Regions from separate parts of the Mus musculus genome. Here region 2 is linked to region 1. A link is a loop called in an ENCODE intact Hi-C map of the cell type or tissue named here. Cell type or tissue: left cerebral cortex. All regions are shown on one strand. Each heading gives the region's core, and the rest is flanking DNA. Links, peaks and the distances in the headings are about the cores only. Region 1 overlaps Med12l (mediator complex subunit 12-like). Region 2 overlaps Igsf10 (immunoglobulin superfamily, member 10).

Region 1 (2,818 bases), core at 231-2,730:
CTGGGTGGTCTGGAAGCTTCCCCATAGAGGCTCCTAATGGCAGTGAGGACAAAGGAGGACAGTCTCAGGTGAATGATGGTGCCGTTGACCACATTCAAGGAAAGGTTGTACAGTCTTGTAAATAGCACGGACTTTGGAATTGACTAACCACTTCGTTGATTTGTTTCTTCATATCACTTTTATGATTATACAACAGGATTTAAAAAGATGCTTGTTTATTACTTTGAACACTGATCCATGTTTGCACTAGGACTTGGCAGTAGCATGTCCAGGTTTCCATAATACCTAAACCCCAGACATGTTCTTCTCTTTGACTGGAATTTTTCAGGAACCTCTACCAGGTGTCTTGTTATAGATTTCGGTACCCCTAGAGGAAATCTTTTAAAACTGGAGTATGTGTTATCATTCTATTGCTTGACAGCTGGTTTTGGCAATTGGTATATTCAAAATAGGAGGCAGTCTTCCACAGTAAAGGTTTGTCCCCTACTTCCTGTGGCTAGTAAGCCATTGACCTTCCCCATGGGTGAAAAATGCATTTATCAATACAGAATTTATCTTTCACACTGAAGTTTATTTTTATGCATACCCACAGTGGTGACTTGGGTAAGACATGTCCTCTGCAGATTCAGCACTGGGACACAGGGGCCCAGTTGGTGGTGCTGTTGAGGAAGTCTAGAGGGTGTCCCTTTGCTGGTGAAGTATGTCACTTGGGGCAGATATTGACACTTTTCTCTGTTGGTTTCTTTGCTTATGATGTTTTATCACAGCAACAGAAAAGTATTTGACACTCGAACTAAAGCTTTGTGATACCTGCATTGCCATTTACCAGCAAGAACAGAGGGTGTTTTCAAAATAGGTCGTTGAAGGGAGAACCGAGCACCAGAGGATGAATGTACCTCAAGAGAATGACAAGTGACAGTTTGAGATGTGAAACTGAAGTTTGTGAAGGGTGATTGCACTCAGCCAGATGACTTCAGCTGTTTAGGGGCTTCTGGGGATCCATGAGGGAAGTGTGATAGAATGATGGGCGTCCACAGGAAACGTGACCTGAGAAGCGTCTGTGCATTTCATGGTATTGAAAGCACACAATATACAGTGGTTCAAAATATAACTGAAAGGAGCATGGCAGCTCTCTGTGTTACAGAAAAGATGGTCAGTCTGTCTTATAGCATAAATGTTCAAAGCACACAGCAGTGTTTGAAAAGCACAGAGTTGATTTATTGTTGGGAAATTTTGTTTGTTAATTTGGAGAGAGCAGTCAGCATTTTCAGCGTGCTTCTGTCAAGCCCCTGGGTGGCTTGAGTCTTTTAGTCTTTGTTTCTTGTTGCATACATGTGTTAACTTGTGTTAACTTCTTGATGGCACTGATTGCTCTTCTTAGACATTTCTCCCTCGCCCTGCTCAAGGCTGCTCCACGTTAAATACTTGCAAACATGACAGGCTAGGACACGGAAAACAAGGTTTATGGGCTTCACCACTAGATGGTAGTGGAGGTCTAGGGCAGCCTCAGCTGCTTTGTCTCCAGTTCAGATTTCAGAATGGTCCCTCTTAGGAGTGTTTCCTTTAGACACAGACCACTAGGAATAATTAAAGATTGTTTTACATAGTGTCGAACACATTGCTCTTTTGTGTAACATGTGCCAGGTAAGTGTTTATTGATTTGTTAGTTGCTTTCCTGTGGAGTTTAAGTGTATGTGTTTAAGAGAGAGATAAAGATAGATATGCTTAGAACATTGAATTGGTCATCAGATTTTAATGCATCCTGTCTTTTTTTCCCCCTAATATATTTCCCTACTGTAGTTGTACAGTTTAAGCCAATAAATTTTACATGTACATTTCTCTCTCTCTCTCTCTCTCTCTCTCTCTCTCTCACACACACACACACACACACACACACACATTCTATCTTGAGTATTTTATCTAATTTAATGTGTTTCTCTAGGCACTGTGTTTGAAGCTTTATCTGATAAAGAAATACTGGCATAGTGTTTATAATGGGAAATAAGAAGTTATGAAGTGGTTTAATCAATTGAGCTGTTTATATGTGAGGTCAGTTTCTTCAAATATCATTTAAAAATAATACTAAAATTTCATTTTAAACTTCTCTATTTAAGAAAGAATGAATATGGTATTTATTCCTGTATTGTAAAATTTTACCTGCACATTTGGCAGGTATCCATCCCTAATCTAGAATCTGAAATCTGAAGGCTCTAAAGTCTGCCATGATAGCACAAGTGCCACCCTGTGATAGGCTGTAGGGCAGGAGCACAGCACACTGATCACAGCATCATCGTATTCCCGGGTTGCATGGGAGGCCGCACATGAAGCAACATGAGTTTGTGATTATAATATAGAAAATCCTGAAGCTCTCTTGTCATCTGTGTACAAATATTCCCACACCCAGCACCTGAAATCGGAAATCTCTCTGTTCACAACAATTTCAAATAAAGGTTTCACAACCCATGTAACTCAAAAGCCCCAAGGAATATTCTGTTTCCTATTTGAGGTTACTGTAGAAAGCCATCAAACAGAATTTATAATTTCTCCACTTTGAGTGGGAACATTGTATGCTGCTCTCCACCTCTTCTTGTAAATCTGTAAGTTGTTCAGGGTTGGTTCTGGCTAACTCGGTTTGGGGTATTGATGCAAAATAGGAGCTGCAATTTAGATAGATTTTATAATCTGACTTCTTTAACTGAGGATGGTCCGACCACTCTTTTGTAAGTCGATGTTTGGAGTTGTGCCACTGATTTAACAATACCATTCCCAAGAAGTAAGACCCACCTCACATTAAATGTGCCCAATAACCACAGGGGTA
Region 2 (2,818 bases), core at 177-2,676, 150 kb after region 1:
CGTATGTCAGAATGACTGGCTTCTGTCCAATTTCTAACAGGATGAGTTTCTCGATGTAGCCAACCTTATTTCTTGCTGTACAGCGATACTTTCCTGACTTGTTCCGAGTTGCTTTGTAAACAATGAGAGAACCATTGCTTGCCATCAGATATGGGGAATTTTGTGGCCCATTAGCAAATTGTGTGCCATCAGGTAAGATCCAGATAATTTCAGGTGTTGGGTTCCCATCCACAGAGCAGTTCATTGCTACAGGCTTGCCAACCTGGGCAACTACTTTTTCATTGAATGGGTTTCTGAATGTTGGTCTTCTCAGCATTTCCAGTACTTTTAACTGCACCACCAACACACTCTCTCCTCCTTCGCTCCGAACCACACAGGTGAAATCCGCAGAATCAGAAAGCCTTATGTTCCGAATTTCCAAGGTTCCATTTTGATGCACGGTGATTCTGCCTCCGTAGTATGGAGCCGTGAGGAAAATATTGTCTGGCATAATCCATGTGATCTGGGGTGGTGGGACCCCATCTGCTCTGCAGTCCAAGTGTTTTTTGGAGTGCTGAATGGCTGTGGCTTTAATAACAGTTTTGTTTGCATACAAACCATTGATTAATGGAGGCCTAGAGACAATATCCAGTTTGTATGTCTTAGTGTCATCCCCACTAGGATTTTGAGCTACACACACATACTTCCCAGAGTCAAGCGGTTTCACTTTATTGATGGACAAAGTTCCATTGGCATGAAATATGAACCTGTCATTGGAGAATGAAATGACATTGTTGGAAGGCAGCAACCAAAATACATTTGGCTTGGGTTCCCCAGTGACCTCACAGTCCAGGACAGCTGTGTCTCCAGCCTTGATCCTTACATTGCTCCTGTAGTTTTGCCTTATCCGTGGGATGGCTGTTAGAACTGTTAGGTGAACTTTCATTTCATCTTTCCCTAAGGTGTTCTGAGCAGAGCAAATATAATCTCCTTCCTCTGCCATCCCAACTTTGTTGAAATACAAGGTTCCGTTGTGGAAGAGGGTGTACCTCTTGGTCCTGTAGCCACTGTCATCAGCTTGTGCTACATTGTTCACCACTGTTCCATCAGGCAAACTCCAGGATACCTCAGGCACAGGGGAGCCAGAAGCCTTGCAGTCAACTTGGAAATCTTTCCCATGGAGTACTTGCTTCTTAAAATGCTGCTTGTGTTCAATTTTGGCAGGTGTCAGTCTTAGGCGGACATGCATCAGGACCAGGTCATCTCCCATTTTGTTTCTTGCCACACATAAGTAGTCACCACCATCCTTTTCTGTCACCGATCCAATAACCAAGGAGCCATTTGGGTAGACATGGATCCGGCTGCCCATTCTAAGGAGAGAAGAGACAAGCGTGAGAATGCAGCGGGGAGAATTGGGGCTTAGGAGATGACTCAGTTGGGAAGCTGCCTAGTGCACAATTTTCAGACCTGAATTTGGATCTCCAGCGCCCACAAAGAGTTAGGCAAGGTGGTCACATCCATACCCCCAGAATGGACACAGCTGGCCCCCGGAGCTTGCTCGACAGCTGGTGTACCTGAAAGTACCTACAGCTCTAGGCTCAGTGAGAGGCCCTCCTGAGAGTAAGGTGGAAGCAATTGTGTAAGACCCCAATGCTTATTTACTTCTGGCCACCACACATGCACACACCAAAATGAACGAGCATACCTTGCACAAACACATAAAAAGACTAAATATTGTCACCAATGTAGACACATTTACAGAATATTATACTATGTAGAAGCAGCCTTATTTATAGGATGTTACTTCCCTCCAGCCTTACTAAGAGCTGACTGGCACAGTTGTACATACATGTAAGTAATTTAGTAGGAAATTGTGACACATAGATAAAATGAAAATGATTATCACGATCAAGCTCATCACCTTGTCACCTTTCCTTCTTCCTCTTCTTCTCTCCCTCTCCCTTTCCCTTTTCCTCCCCCTCTCCTCCTCTTTCCTTCCCTCTCTCTCTCTAACATGGCATTATCTTTATGGATTATTTTTTAAAGCTGTTAAAATGAAGACCAAAGTCACTTATTGTTATCTAAGCCATTTGCTTAAAAAAGCTTTGTAACAAAGCATAATTTGCTGGAGACAGTATTATTTTCGAAATGGCCTTCAATCAGCTCTTTTTTATACAACTTTTAGAAACAGCTCACTGGTGAGAAGGATGCTGGAAGTAGCCAGTTCTTAAGACATTTTATATATCAAATGGATCCACAAAAATAGCATATCCTGCTAATGAAAAACAACTCGAGGGTATGTGCTGAGTTAATGCCTGATGCTAATTTTTAAATGTGTTAACGAAGCAACTTTTTAGTTATTTAACTAGAAGCAATCTGTCCATTGCCTGCTGCAGAGGACAGCATTCTAGGATGAATTAGAAGTTGAATCACCTGCTGCGTAATTGACACAGTTGACCACCAGGTGGCAGACCCTAGCTTTAGTGTTAAGAACATGCTCAAACACACCTGTGTTTTTCCCCCTTTCTTTTGACAACATGAGGTAAACAGAATACTTGGAGCTCAGGCTTCAAGGCAAGAATGTTTGAGAAGTGATGTGGGGTAGGTCTAGGCATTGGTGTTCTGGCGTGATGGTTATGTGTAGCAGACACTAAGGACTAAAGCCCTAAATGTTGGTTCTTGACAGTCCCTCCCTTAAACTGTGTTACACTGTATGGGACCAGACTTACGCACATTGCTTGGTTTCTCGTAACAGTGATTCAGATAGAGCTGGTCAGGGACATTGACCTCGTGCTTAGGAAAATTCTCAAGTTGCTTACATGGGCCATTAAGTTTGAGA

The links. Hi-C counts contacts between places; a loop is a spot of excess contacts. Peaks named below come from ENCODE experiments on the same cell type or tissue, not always from the same donor. Only the 100,000 strongest peaks of a DNase experiment are listed, where the experiment ranks them.
Region 2: a loop joins it to region 1, with 4 times the contacts of the local background. A loop is called at or near these places in 8 of 42 quality-filtered maps.

Annotation. Positions count from the first base shown.
Region 1 is chr3:59,173,970-59,176,787 of GRCm38, forward strand. All of the region lies in intron 15 of Med12l (mediator complex subunit 12-like), which reads left to right. Among named protein-coding and RNA genes, the nearest start is that of Gm51434, 19 kb to the right of the region's middle. In left cerebral cortex, for the core only: CTCF peaks have their summits at 650 and 1,481 (motif pointing right); a DNase peak (open chromatin) is centred at 1,483.
Region 2 is chr3:59,319,026-59,321,843 of GRCm38, forward strand. Igsf10 (immunoglobulin superfamily, member 10) reads right to left here. Exons shown (of 7, transcript NM_001162884.1): 7 at 1-1,349. Among named protein-coding and RNA genes, the nearest start is that of Igsf10, 24 kb to the right of the region's middle. In left cerebral cortex, for the core only: a CTCF peak has its summit at 2,434 (motif pointing right); DNase peaks (open chromatin) are centred at 1,329 and 2,434.